Regions from separate parts of the Mus musculus genome. Here region 2 is linked to region 1. Evidence: chromatin contacts called from ENCODE Hi-C or POLR2A ChIA-PET data. All regions are on one chromosome and are shown on one strand. Each heading gives the region's core, a stretch centred on a gene start or an enhancer-like site at or near the end of the contact. The rest is flanking DNA. Distances are from core to core; before and after follow the strand shown. Region 1 overlaps Arid5b (AT rich interactive domain 5B (MRF1-like)). Region 2 overlaps Arid5b (AT rich interactive domain 5B (MRF1-like)).

Region 1 (7,499 bases), core at 3,762-6,261:
CACAGTCGAAGAAGAAAGAGATGGTAGAAGCTTCTGACCATCTTTACAGGAAGCCAGAGAAGCCCTGAGATCTACCTGGGTATAGAGCTAGGAAGAGATTCTGGGCTGTTAGAGGATAGGCCCTTTAGAAGAAGGTTTTGGAAACAGGAAAGGCATTTGAAATCCAGACCATGGTCTCACATCCTCCCTCTGATCTGCATTGGCCAGTCAGAGGTCCTTGAAAGGATCAGACTCTTGGTGGAGGACCCTGTGGGCACTTTCAGGGGTGGTGGGCATGTCCCATAGATGTTGGGAAATGTATTCAACTCTCAGGTAACAGGTAATTCACCAAGGCCTGGATGGATGTGACCCAGGCCCTTGGTTTTCCACCACGAACAACGTGTTGGTTTTTCAGCCATGACAAAAGAGTATCACAAGTGGCTCCAACCTATGTAATCACATGTACTCAAAACTGTCCTTCCCTCCCTCCAGGGATCTGGTGGGGCATTTCCAGACCTATGACAGCCTGGATTTCCCAGGGGAGAAAATCACACACACACACACACACACACACACACACACACACACACACACACACACACACACACACACATACACACACACACAGAGAGTTAGAAAAATATGCTATTTCAACTCTGCTTTGCACTTTTTCTAAGAAGTCAGTTCTTGCCCATCTTCAGAAAAACATTAAGCAAATGCAGACTTAGCTTGTCTTGGCATGTTACCATTAACAAGGATGAATTATAATTTAACATTATTGTCTGTTTATTGTTTAAGGCTGTTTAAGTATCCACTGTGGATGTGTTTTTGAAGGATATTTTAATCCCCACAATTTCTGAAGGTCATAAAAACAGGACCTCATGAACTGAGAACAAATATTTCTCTCTCTCTCTCTCTTTCTCTCTCTCTCTCTCTGACAACCAGTAAAGTCGCTCCTTCCAGCCCACGATTGATACCCTCTGAGGTGCCCCTACTGAAAACAACTGCAGAGAACTGAAAGCTACATTTTGTTGTTGTTGTTGTTGTTTATTTGTTGCATCAAATGGCTTCAGAAGGAAACAGTAAACAGCACATTTAGACTCACATTAAAACACACCATTTTTGTTCTACCATCTCTCCAAGTTCGGGAATAAGATTGTCCATTTTCAACTCTGAAGGTAATTGATTTGCCAATTTGATAAAGGAAATGTTTCCCACTGGATATAAGTAAATGGTTGTTATGGTTTTGGTTTGGTTGCTTATGCACACATGGATTAGCGTGTATACTAACTCATTACAGACATGGATGAATACTTTAGGAGAAACAGTTTGGTTCCTAAATCCACACAACAAAAACAATAGAATAAGGTCCCAATTTATTTAAAAAGATATACAAAAGGAGTTTGTGCTGAAAATACAGTTATTAATTTCTTTATGCTGTCCGAAAGGACAATCTAACATGTAATGTTGTTCCTTCCTTCGAAATAAGAGTCCAGGGTCCTGCTGAGCTACAGTGCCAAGATGGGTGACCTGAATCCAATCCCTAGGACCCACCAGGTGGAAAGAAATAATTGGCCTCTGACTTCCATAAGTGCTTGGTGGTACATGACCCCACAAATAAAAATGTACCTTTTTTTTTTTTAACTAAGGAGGGGACAGCCTATGACTCAGTTTGTAAAGTATTTGCTATACCTGAGCAGCAGCTCATACTGCAAAGGCTCTTCAAAATCCTTCTGTACCATGGCTCTCAGTGACTGTATAGAAGAGAGTAGAAAATGCAGGATGGAGGGTCCAGAGGAGAAGAGAAAGGAGCCTGTGGTGTGGTGTGTGTGCAGAGGCAGCAACAGGGTCCCTAACTCCCAACAGTGATACATTCACTAGGGACAAGTGATTGTAACTGGGCTGGCTGGACAAGCTTGAGTGCTCTGTCATTGGAAAGAAGAGTTTGTGTCACAGTAGAACAGCAGGGCAGATGTTAGTGGAAACCATACCATGGATCTCATAATACTACTAGTAATACTAAATAATAATGATAGAGAAGGGTGAAGCTCCACGTGGTCAGTTAAAAGAAAACATTTCCCTTCCTGTGTAAAGTTGCTGCACCCAATACAGTCTCGGTGCCCACCGGCGTCTGCAGAGCCCTTGGAATGCCAAGCCTGAGCTGAGGTGTACTTTACGTATAAAACAGATTGGTACACAGATTGGTTTTCAACACGTGGGGCAGAGAGCAAATGATCTCACTGATAGCATTTTAAATCAAGCACATATTGAGATGATAACGACAGTTTGGCTATAATGGCTTGGATAAACTATATCATTCAAATGAATTCCACGTTTTCCCTTTTTAAACGGCAGATGGCTCTTGTTATCTTCCGGATGGGTGATGCTGGTTTGGACAACAATGTAATGTTAGGATCAGAGACGTATGCCCTCGGTCATGATTCAAAGGGCAAGCAAAACAGATCAACGTCTGAAGATAGAACAATTGGCCAAGGTCACAGCTCGAAAGTTCCAGTACAATGTCAATGTAGAGTCCTGTTTGCGGTGATATTTTCTGTCACGGACAGATGTTAGTACCCCAAAACTGCTGATGCTGGGATCTCTGCAAAGTTCAAATCTAGTAATTATTGACTCGAGGCTACTAAATGCCCTGATGTGGTTGCTAGCACATTAAGATCCTTCACTAAGGTACCAAGTAAAAACAGATTGGGGGAGGGCGAGAGGGAAGGAGACAGGGAGAGAGGGAGGGAGGGAGAGGGAGAGAGGAGCTCTGACTCCTCATGAGCTATTTTGATGCGTTGACGACATGAACTGTGTGTAATGTAAGACGCTGCAATCATTCAGTGCAGACACGATATGAGAAAATGGAACTTGAGCGAGTTTGGCCAATCCCAAGTAGACGTTGCCCTGACCACAAATTGCCGAATGAGTTTGCAGTCCAACTGCGTTTGCCTTTTAAGAGATCTCATTTGAAAGTAAGTAGAGGGGTCAGATGCAGTCAGCCTTCAAGGCAAGAACATGACCTTCCTGGCACAGTCCAGCTGCGTCGGGTCCCACAGTTTCACACAACGCATTGCCAATAAGTCCAGAGAACTTGGACGAAAGAAACAGGTTTCAGTTCTGGGGACTGTAGAGGAGACAAGGACTTTATCACCATCCTTAGTATCGAAAGGACCAGCAAGAAGACAGGGCGACAGAACAGGGACTTTGTTGTGCACACCTGGAGACAGGAGTTTGATTCCTGGAACCCATCCATGTCAAGGTCTATGGAGAGAACCAAATTCTACAAAGTTGTTCTCTGATCTCCGTCCTCATACCCATAACACATCATGTGCATGTGTGTGCATGCACATGCACTCGATATAAAATAAATATAATAAAAGACCGTCGGACATTGTTCTGATAGTGGCTATCTAAAACCAGGTCGGCCTAGTATCTCGCCCTTCTACGTAACCAATCACAGGGTCTGAAATGAGAGTCCATTCCCTCTGACTCCTCAGCTTTGGTTTCTCTGACAGTGGCCGCGCAGAACTGTAGCTAGCAACGAATCAAAAGCTACGCCCCTCCTGGACTGAACTGCTTCCTTTTATTTTAAAATGACCCTAACACACGAGAGCGGTAGTGGTGGCTACGGAAATAAATCCAGGTTAGGCAGCGAGAGGAGCCTCTAAAACACCTAAGGCTTTATGCTGAGGGATGAGCAAGATCACAGTAGGATCAACACAACACAAGATGGATATTTTACTGCAGGATACTTAGAAGGTGATCATTTTAAATGACATGTTTGTGATGGATTCAGCCTGCAGTGAAACACCCTGACTATGTGCCCCTGGGATATTGGTGATAGCCATAGAGGTTTTTGTCTTTCTCCCAAGCTCTTTTATAGCACATGGTATACATATTTTGGCCTCCAACCTTATAAACTCATGTCCAACTGCCAGTAGACAGTTATCTAACACATGGGGTCACCACAAAAAAGACTCCTTATTTGGGTAAAAGTCCTTGTCTGCCCCGGTATCTCTGTATTTCCTCTCAGAAGAAATTTATTTGGATTATTTACTGTTCAGGATACCCAGAGGCTTCAAGTGTGGCGATTGAAAGGCCAAGAAATAAAATCCTTAGCAAGTTAAAACACATAGCTTGTTATTAGAACCATTTCTGGCTTTGTTAGAAAACTCTCTATTGCCCTCTTGTGGTATATCAGGGTGATGCGCAGGGATGACCACAAAAACCTCAGGAACTAACAAGAAAGTTTACTCAAATACAGGTAAGGCACTGATCTCTGAGGGAGAGACACAAGTGTGAACCACAACGTTAGGCTGTTTTTATATGTACCATAATTTACATTTAGTAGGCCTCCTTCACGATGTCAGGTGCTGTGAGGTCAGGCTGGTGGGGCCTTTATATGGAAGTTTAGAACAATGTATTTCAGGAACATAACGGAGTCACTGTATCTATGGCCATAGCTGTTATAATTTGTAGTCAATTGAGTTTAACGAATTTTATAACTGTTAAAAAAATCATGCCCACATTTTAAAAGTTCCTTCATAACCAAAAATAGGCTGATACTCCAACTGGTTTGGAATTACAGGAACCGAGGAAAGATGTCTTGAATAACTCCCTAATATGGAAGAAAAACCACTAAATACAAAAAGGGCCAGTTCATTTGTTTCTAACAATAGGCAGTATAGAGAAAGTTGGAATTTATAAGACCAAGGAAAGGAATAGGCTGCATCATTCCATGTTTAACAGTAATAATAATAATAATAATAATAATGATGATTTCTAAAATCTAGCTTCCAAATTCAATAATCAATTATGCAATTTGGTGTTTAATTTGGTTTTAAAATTGTATTTCCAATCTCTGCTTTGTGATTTTGGATAATTTCTTGCTGTATGGGCCTGTCCCCCCCCCCCCCCCAAAGCAAACAAACTTGGAATTAAAACAAACCCTGAGCGGCTAAAAGAGCTGAGGGATCCAAAACTGCAGAGCCCGGGACACAAAAGAGCAAGGCCTCTGTCCTCCGATTTCCAGCCAAAGCACCAAGCACCGGCCCTCCAAGTCTTTTTAAATAGAGCTGCTTCCCCGCCCAGCATGAACCCAAATGTTCTGTAATTCTAAGATGGTTTTAGGAACAGATTTATCTTGACTTGGCCTCAACTCCAGTTTTTGTAGCAACAGTTGTTTGGTTTTCGTCTTTGAATTGACAAAGTCCTTAAAGTAACTCTACTATAAAATTAAACAGCTGTGCCTTCTTTAGCCAAACATGACTGCTGTCTTATTTCTGTGTGTGCTGTGGTACGAGCTGAACATGCTCTTTCTTCTGTGTCCTCTCACTAAAAAGAAAATTCCAAAAGGAATTCTCTAGTGAGCCTTGCTTCTCTTTTAAAGATAATAATAATAACAATAACAGCAATAATAGTAATAAATAGAGGGGTGGTATTTGCTGGCCTCTGATGCGCATCTATTTGTGAGCACAGGCGTTTACACACAGGGCTCTTGCTCAAAGGGCTTTTGTTTAATTCCTATTATGATAGGAAATATGACACGCTGCCCCCCAGTAGAATAACAAGCTTGTGTGGCAGAAAGACAGACATGACTGCTGCTCTTGCAGATGGGAAGAGTGAACAGCTTTAAATGGTGGCAGGGAAAGCAAAGAAACGTTCACAGAGGCCACGATTAAATTTAGAATTTGACTCCTGGCCCAGGTCTTGAACCAGAACCATGTGAAGGCTCTCATTCTTTGGGATCAACAGAAGGAACAATTTGAAAACATTCTTTTGGCATTCTTAAGCATTGCTTTGGGCTCAGGGAAGTGAGGGTAGGGGCGGGGCCTGGACACAATACAAAGCTTCTAGGTGCCACACCTTGCCACATAGCTCCAGGTATAGACAACTAGATCTAGGCTGCCTGTGTTCTAGGAGCTCACAGAGGCTAGAGTTAATTGAGAACTGACACTTGGCACGGGGGCTCGAACCAGAACCACGGGAGAGCTGTCATTCTTTGGGACCAATAGAACAATTTGTTCTAGGTTTGAGGGTTCTTGTAAACCTTGCTCTAAAATGCAGAGAGAGACCTGGTAAGACATGAAGTATGGGGAGCCACGCTTGACAGACCAACTGGTAACAGAAGACCATGGTGAGGAGCTAGAATATTGATAGCTCTGTGACTGCTGAGTTCTTCTGGGTAATTTACAGAGCACCTCCATTCCACAGCTTCAAGAGCCGGGGAGATCGTTCAGGTTGTAAGGGGTTTGCCATATAAGCACAGAGGCCTGAGTTTAGATCTCTGGAAATCAGTCAAAAAGTAGGGTGTAGTCGTTGTAGACCTGACCCACCCTGCAATCCTTCGGTCACTTCTCCAGATGTGTGGGGGTGCCTTTGTCCACAGACACTCTCTCGGGTTTCTTGTACCCATCACGTATTGTCTGTCTCAGCAGACTCTTAAAGAGATGGTAGGTGCTTGATGTACGGTGATAGAACTCGCAGAACTCTGTATTGAGTTTTGAAACCAGTGCCTGTCACTTAATATGAGATTTAGTAAATTCTTTACTATTTTTGTGTGCATATGTGTGTGTGTGTGTGTGTGTGTATGTTGTGGGTTCAAGTTCCACCTTGTGTCGGGACTCGAATCCACAAATGTGTGTGTTTATGTGTGTGAGTGTGTATATGTGTGTGTGTGTGTGTGTGCCCTCATAGGCCAGAAGGTGCCATTGGGATCCTTTGGAGTTGGTTGTTAGCCAGTAATGGGTGCTGGGAACTGAACTCAGGTCCTCTGCAAGAGCAGAAAGGACCTTTAAACCACACAATCATCTTTCCATTCCCTCAGCATAGAGCGAGGCTTTGTTAAACTGCATAGATTGCTGGCTCCGCTGGGGCAAACATATACCTCTAGAGAGGGAAGGGTGGCTGGTCTACCCCTTATCTTTGTGCCTACAGCATTTTCCCTCAATCAAGATCACCATTAATTAGGGGAAGTGGGAGTAGCATCTACATAGATACCTATTGGTCTAGCGAGCCTGAAGCCCAAGAAAAGCCAGAACACCAAAGGAAAGCAAAATGTTTTCATAGGGGAGATGTTATACCAGGAGGGCTTTTAAAGACCTCCATCCCTACAAAACTGCATTAAAAAAAAAATCTTGCGGATGCTAATCTGGGCCCATTGATAACATAGAAATGAAATTGAATTTCCAATAAAGATTTTGAAAACAGCGATCAATAAAATAGGAGACTAATCTGCAGTTAAAAGTTCCCAGTAATGGGGATAGTCTAGAGATTTCCTAAATAATGCTTTTATCTTGATTGCAAAATAATCCCCTGTCACAAAAAAAAAAAAAAAAAAAAAAAAAAAAACAAGGCGAATCAAGGTAGAGAACCATTCAGTGGGAATTAAAATGTCATGCTTTACAGGGAATAAAGTGTCGCAATCACCAGAGAAACACACATCGCAAATGTGTTAACACAAAATTACATACATCACTTAATTATGTAAGTGCATAGCTCCCGAGTAACCCATTAGC
Region 2 (7,311 bases), core at 1,546-4,045, 44 kb after region 1:
TACAATTTGTGAATATTCCCCAATGTAGAGGTGACAAACTCAAGTTGCGACCCATGCGATTATCTCCATGACACTGGAAACCTAACCTTTCCTTTTAACCTTTTAACTCTTACTTGGTTAACTCTGCATTATGACAAAATGCCTCTAATAATAATAATAATAATAATAATAATTATTATTATTATTATTATTATTATTATTATCATCTAATTTATAGTATTAGGATGAAGATAATAAGCTTTGGCCGGGTAAAACCAGAGAATTCATGCTCACAGAGAACTGATAACTTCACCCACCTGTAAGCCAGAATTATTGCACTCTGGCTAAGTCTGTGCATGATTGGAAGGCCTGCAATGCTCACTGTAGACATTTAAACTATCAATGTAAATTTCTCATAGCAACATCCTAACCAGGAGATGGGTAGAAGCCTGAAGCTTACATTTACCAGCCTAATGCTCTTGTCCGTCCCCTCTTCCCTCATTAAAGTCTCTCTACACCAAGAGGCCAAAGGCACAGCTGGGGTCTGGTCTAATGTGGCAACCTTCAGTGATGCCAAGACAAAAATTATGCTAACTCCATTGCTCTTGAACAGAACCACCCATTTGGACCAGAATTTTGGCATTGTTTGGATGGAGGCAAATATCCAACCTTGTAATTAGCCATTCCCAGAGGAATTGCTTTTCATATTTATATAAACCATAGAGAGCCCAGGAGACCCTCAGCCCTTATAGACGTTAATAGAGCCCGCCAGGGAGGAGAAATGAAGAAAAGAAGAGCGCATAAGCTGGAATGGACGTTAAGACTTCGCAAGAGCCTTGCAGATCTTAAGTTCTATGATCCTTTAACGACTTCCTAAGCCTCTACATTAAATCAGCTTCCTCTCACACAGCCATAAGAACATTAAACTCTTCAATGGCTGGCATGTTCTATTTCCCAACAGCACGGAGAGAAACAAATAGAAGCAAATGGCCCCTTCAAGAATTCTTAACAGAAATCCTGCTGCTAGACCCATGCCTCCTTTCTCCTTTCATAGACTCATAAATACTCCGATACATGCAACAAGAGCCACCAATAAACGCAGTCCCCCCTTTCGGTTTCACAAGAGACTTTAGTAGAGAAATCTGTGAACAAAGAATGGATAAATTGCACATTTGTTTAGCAAAAGACAAACAAAGTGTTCTCAGAACAATGATTTTCTTTCAACCACACCCACATCAGACAAGAAACTTCGGAACTAACCGTACAGAGTATTTTTCTAGAACATTCTAGTTCCTTGGGTTAAATACACATTTTTTTTTACTTGATTTTTATTCAGTAGAATATAATCTGCCTAAAGGAAAACAAGAAAAAGAAAAAGACTGGTACTCAAGATTGGCACTGTAAACAATGGTTATGATAGTCTATTAAAATGTCATCCCACTTCTTGGGTCCTCCTCCCCAGCCAAAAATGTGAACATGCTTAGCTTTAAATTAAATATTCAAAGGGAATAAGAGTTCCACAATGACTAAACCTCATTTCAACTTCAATAAAGAGAACTTTAACTTGGCCTATTAAAAGTTAATACCTAAAGTACAGATCTTGTAATGCTCCACTGAAATGGCTCTAATCCCGTGCTTATGTCATAATTACACGTTTTGTTAACCTCTCTCAATGTCATTTTTTTTCACTTATTTATATATATTTTTCAAACTCCCAAATGGAATTCCACAGAGAAACTGTAATTATAATCCGAAACTCCACCTCGACTTGTCAAACAGTAGCTGTACACCATGGCTCTCATGGCGTGTGTGTGTGTGTGTGTGTGTGTGTGTGTGTGTGTGTGTGTGTGTGTGTCTCTCTCGGGGAGCAGGGGTGGTGGTGGGGGGAGTGAGGGCGGGGTGTGGAAGGGAGGTGGGAGGAGGGGAGGGGGAGGGGCGGGGCGAGCATTCATCCTGTGAGTTGCTCAGATTGTCTTTGTATAAAGAGATGCATGAAATGTCAAGTACAATAAATTACTGGAGCGTAGAGTTTCAAATATCCATAATGCTTTTCCCTCTTCTCTCTCTCTCTCTCTCTCTCTCTCTCTCTTAATAGTTAATGGTGGCCAAATGTGCAGGAGGTTGAAAACATCCATTCTAGAGGAGAGAAATTTGCTTTCATCTCTTACATAATATTGCAGAAACATAATTTTATCCTCCTGGCAGGGGTGGGGGTGGGGGTTGTTTAGGAAACATCACCCTGTATGTTTACCAAAAATCACCGTCTAACATCAGAAAGCCTGAAACCAAAAAAAAAAAAAAACTTCATAAAACCCTTCACACTAGTACTTTATAGAAGCTTGGTGGAAAAAATATGCATGTCCTTTCCTGTGCCTAATTACCTCAACTGAAAATTCTGCCAAGTATTTCGCCCTTTCGTTCTCGTAATCGTATTAGGGCAAATGCGTCTGGAGGCCAACAGAAACAAACATTTAAAGATTTTTTTTTTTCACTTAAAAGATTCCAAATCTGTATGGAGCCTTGGTTTGAAACACAATGTCCTTCGGGTTTGCTTCACAGACAACCTACAGTTTCCTTTCTTTGGTCCCCTCCCCCAAGCAGAGATGAATTTGCTAGAGTTACAAAAAAAAAAAAAAAAAAAAAACCACCGATGTCTACTTTTGAAACAATTTAAGCAACATCATGTCAATAGGAAGGGCTTGCCCAGTGATCTATGCAGCCTGCAGTCCCTTTCCGACAGGAGACATTCCTTTCTGAAACCTTTATACTTTTTGCCTGCTCCTAGCAACCAACTAAAGGCAAGCCCTCAACTTTGCGTACCTGGCAGCCGTCCAGCCCTTACTGCAATTGACAATTACACCGTTTCCATTTAATTGCGGTTCTGTTGTGACAGAATATTTGTCATAATTAGGCATTTCCTATCTCCTGTCCATTCGTCTTTGATTATTACCGAACATGATTTTTTTTTTTTAATTTCAGAAAACCCAAGCACAAAAATCCTACAGATAAGGGTAGCTACAGCTGCTACTATCATTACCAACATTGTAACATGCAGGGTGGAGAGCAAAAAAAAAAAAAAAAGAATATAATTTCTCGGAAGGTAATTTTCCTTTCAGTGTTAAGTGCTTTTTATTCATCTTACAGTTACTCAATGACTTCCTGTTCTAATTACAAGACATTATACAGAAAAGACATTTGTAAAAGGGGGAAAAATATGCAGGCAGGCTATGTGACTAAATAGCCAGAATTCGTTGAACCGTTTTAAAATTCCAAAGTCGTCCATCAACTTTATCAGTTCCTGGTTGTGGCTATGTGTTGATGTGGGGTGCCCTCAGTGTGTTTCCAAATCTCTCTCAAGGCTTCAGAGTTAGTTCTCCCAGTCCAGACACATCAAAGGACAAAACACATTTGCAGCAAAACCATAGTTGAGGGAGGAAGAGGTTTTTGTTTTTTGTTTAACCCCCCCTCACCTCCCCGCCCATCAGAGCTGTTTTACTGGAGGCAGGCCAAGACATGTAGTGGAAAATATTAATAATAAAAACAAATTAAATGTCTGATTAAAAGGGACCAAGAGCAAGATTCTATCAGGAATAGAAATGAAAAGGCCACAAACGATTTCAGGAAAACAGTGTGTGACGTAAATGATACATCAGGCTTGGACTGTTGTGGTTATTTTGAGAATGGCTGCTGGTACTGTAAGTCAGCTGACCTGCCTGTAACCATTTTGTAATTCTCCACACAGTGAGTGAGTGGGGCAGCCTGCCTGAGATTGCTGAGACAGAAAACAGACCCAGGCCCACAGAACTGGCAATAAAAATATAATGTACTTTTAACATAACAGAACAAGGAGATTGGCTTTATTAACTAAGAAAACGACTTTAAATGGTCCCTAGCTTGCCATTTGTTTTGATAAATGGAAAAACAGATCTTCCCAGGGTAGGCAACAAAAACATCACTGGAAAAGTTTTTAAAAAAAGAAAAGAAAAGAAAAAAGAAAGAAAGAAAGAAAAGAATACATGATTGCAAATGGAACAAAGAACATTTTAACTACATAACCCAGGATTGTAGCCAGCTGCATCAAAAGACATAGCTTAAACAGACACACAAACATAAAATTAGGTATTGCTATGTGAATATCAGCTTTTTACCCTGGACACTGCTTCGTCTCTCTAGAAAGAAAACAACATCACAAAGCTAAATTCAAACCAAATGCAGACATCACTCTTAAGTAGCAAATGAAGCCACTGGGGAGCCAGTCAGCTCCACCTCCTTGGTCCTCCCAAAAGGCCACAGCGGAAAAAGCCACATTCGGGAGTCTTTTTGAATTCCATCTTGAGAATTTTGCATGTCATTTGCATATGATCATCTCAGCCAAATCTAAATGTCATACAAGACAGGGATTATACAATAAGTGCAAGCCTTGGGAGATCACATGCTGGAACCTAGGGGGCCTGACCTGCCTCAAATTTGCCTCCCTTTCAAACAAGTTAACTTCTTAATAAAAACCGTTTGTGCTATTTTCACTTATTTGTCTGTGTGCACCTTTGCACCTGTGTCAGGTGTCTTCAGAGGCCAGAAGACGGCATTCGGTTGCCTGGACCGGACCTCAAGTTGTAGGCAGATGTGAACTGCTTCTTGCGATTGCCAGGAACCTAACTCAGGTCCCATTGAAAGGAGCCAAGTACTCTTAACTGCTGAACCATCTTTTCAGACCTCCAAACACCTTTAACCTATTGCAAGTCATTCATCCTTAGTATAAGTGAGTTTGAAGAACTCATGGAAGAGGGAACTAGAAGGGGCACATCAGGTTCCAAGTTCTGGGCTTAAATTTGTCCCAGTCCAAGGTCAAGCTGGACATTCGTTTTCGGAGGTTGACTTATCTGTTTACTTCCTAGCCACCCAGGTAAGGCTGCTGTCCAATCACATTTGAACTTAGTTAAAGTCAACTCTTTCGGTTTACAAAGGTCTACTACTACTTCAAGACCCAATCTGCCCTGCAGTTACTAAGATTACATTCTTATAGAGGAAGAATCCAAACCCTTGTTAGCTGAACCAGCATCCAAAATGAAGACAGCTTCTGTTACCTTTTCCCTTGCTCCACCACACACACGCGCGCACACACACACACACACACACACACTCCACTGAAGTAAATAAAATAGCAATGTAGTACTGATATCCAGATGGAGACATGCATTAATAACAAGGAACAGGAGCCTGGAAAGAACATCCATATACTCATACCCATGGTCAACTGATTACATACATACATACATACATACATACATACATACATACTTGCATACATAATATATATATGTACATACATATGTACATACTTATATATGCATACACTCATATACATATATATACACACATACACACAATATACACATGTATATATACATACATATATACATACTAGTATGCATACATATATACACACATATAATATATACATGCATGTGTGCATACATATACACATACTTATATATACATATATACATATATGAATGCACATATATACATACATACACTTATATATACATTTATATATACATACATATATACATACATAAATAAGTGTATTTAAGAGATTCATAGCCAGAATATGTGAAGAAGTCATGCAAGTCAATATAATGTAAAAAGGAAATTAATTGATGTTGTATCACAGAATATATACAAATGGAACAAGGGAAAAATAGTCAGTACCATTATGACTTTATAAGGAACATGAATCAAAACCACAGGGAGTAATTCTTTCACATTCATTAGAATGCCTACTATACACAACAACAAAACTACCAAGTGTTAGTGAGCTTGTGAAAAAACCTAGACCCTCACACATTGGTGTAAAATAGTATAATCATGGTAGAGAAGCCTCTGACCATTTCTTTCAAATACAGGATTCCTATAGAGGCAGTAATTAATTCCATTTCTGGGGCACAACCCTGGTAGTGGAAAACAAAACCAGGTATTTATAAGTCAGTGTTGATAACAGCATTTCCCAGGAGCCAAAACGTGGAACAGTCCATGTGTCCATCAATAGAACAGGATACACACATATAATAGTCAGCATGTGATGTGACTGGGTGATGGGATATGGTCAAGCCATAGAAAGCAGACTGGGATGTACACTCAATACTGATGAGCCTTGGTTATTTCATACTCAGTAACAATCCAAACCCAAAGGGCAGATATCACACATTAATTCACAGAGATGGAAAGGAGGCCAGAGGTCATCAGGCCCCAGGAAGTGCTGGAGGTAAGGATGGATGAAGGAAGAGCCACTGCCTAACTGCTCAGAGCTTTGGAGAGACAAATGGGCTCTACTGATAAAGAGTAGGGATCATCTCGTGATATTAAAGATGCAGTTAACATTTCTAGCTAAAATGGCTAGAATGGCCAATTTTATATTAAACATATTTTAAACAATAAAGAAAGGGCCCTTCTGGTGAGTGTTACAGGTTTCCATGTGAATATGCTCTTGGTTGTTTTGTATTTGTGTGAAGATGTGTCTCTCAATCAATAAGCAGCATATAAACTCCTGCAGGGCTCAGAATCAGTGTCCTGGTTCCTCGCTACAGACCTTTGGGAGTGCTAACAAATTCAATTAACTAAGAGAAAGCCTGAGATAAACATATGACCCTCACATCAGAGGATGAGCAGTCATGTGACAGGTCACCCTGGGCTCTAAATCAACAGCTCTTCCTAAAGAGCGAAAGGAACAGGAAGAGAGAGGTCTGTGGCTGGCAGACCTGTCCAGAAGAAGGCCCATGAATTTAGGCAGTTATTTCATATATGAGAGTGTGTGTGTGTGTGTGTGTGTGTGTGTGTGTGTGTGCGCGCGCGCGCGCGCGCGCACCTGTCTGTCTGTCTGTCTGTCTCCCTATGTGTCTCTCTGTCTCAGTCTTTCTGTCTCACTCTGTATTCCCACTTGAAATATGGACTCTCACCCTAAACTTGTAAGCATTGTCCAGATTCCCGCACTGACTTCTGGGAGTTGTAACCGAAGGAAACGGGAACACTGTGCTGGTTGCGTTTATTCTCTCAAGTTATCACTGGCTCCTGAGATACAACACAAAAGGGAGAGCAAAGGTCTCTTTCTCGCCCTGGTGACTCACTGGAAATCAGCGCTGGAGCTTGTGAATGTCTAGCTGGGGGGCGGTGGGGGGGGTGTATCAGGGTTTCTGAGGGGAACCCATCGAAGACATGGGCAGATCCCGGGCTGCATCTTCTCCCTCAGTTCACCTCCTTGAGGAGCCAGCATCCTGCTGGGATGAGGATAGACTCAAATCCCAGCGCTCCTCCTGAGGGGTTCCGCTAGGTATA

The links. A loop is a pair of places that touch in the nucleus more often than their neighbours do. ChIA-PET counts read pairs that join two places held with the same protein, here RNA polymerase II (POLR2A).
Region 2: a map of heart shows a loop between it and region 1 (2.1-fold over the local background). The contact joins two enhancer-like sites. A Hi-C loop is called at or near these places in 3 of 37 maps with a recorded cell type or tissue (all heart). POLR2A ChIA-PET finds 5 or more read pairs at or near these places in 3 of 5 experiments (all embryonic stem cell).

Annotation. Positions count from the first base shown.
Region 1 is chr10:68,142,865-68,150,363 of GRCm38, forward strand. All of the region lies in intron 4 of Arid5b (AT rich interactive domain 5B (MRF1-like)), which reads right to left. Among named protein-coding and RNA genes, the nearest start is that of Gm51770, 4.5 kb to the right of the region's middle. Within about 2 kb of position 5,012, at least 1 of the 3 ENCODE cell types and tissues checked has a DNase peak (open chromatin) inside an H3K27ac peak, as active enhancers do.
Region 2 is chr10:68,189,481-68,196,791 of GRCm38, forward strand. All of the region lies in intron 3 of Arid5b (AT rich interactive domain 5B (MRF1-like)), which reads right to left. All of the region lies in intron 1 of Gm51770 (a long non-coding RNA gene), which reads left to right. Among named protein-coding and RNA genes, the nearest start is that of Gm51770, 42 kb to the left of the region's middle. Within about 2 kb of position 2,796, at least 3 of the 3 ENCODE cell types and tissues checked have a DNase peak (open chromatin) inside an H3K27ac peak, as active enhancers do.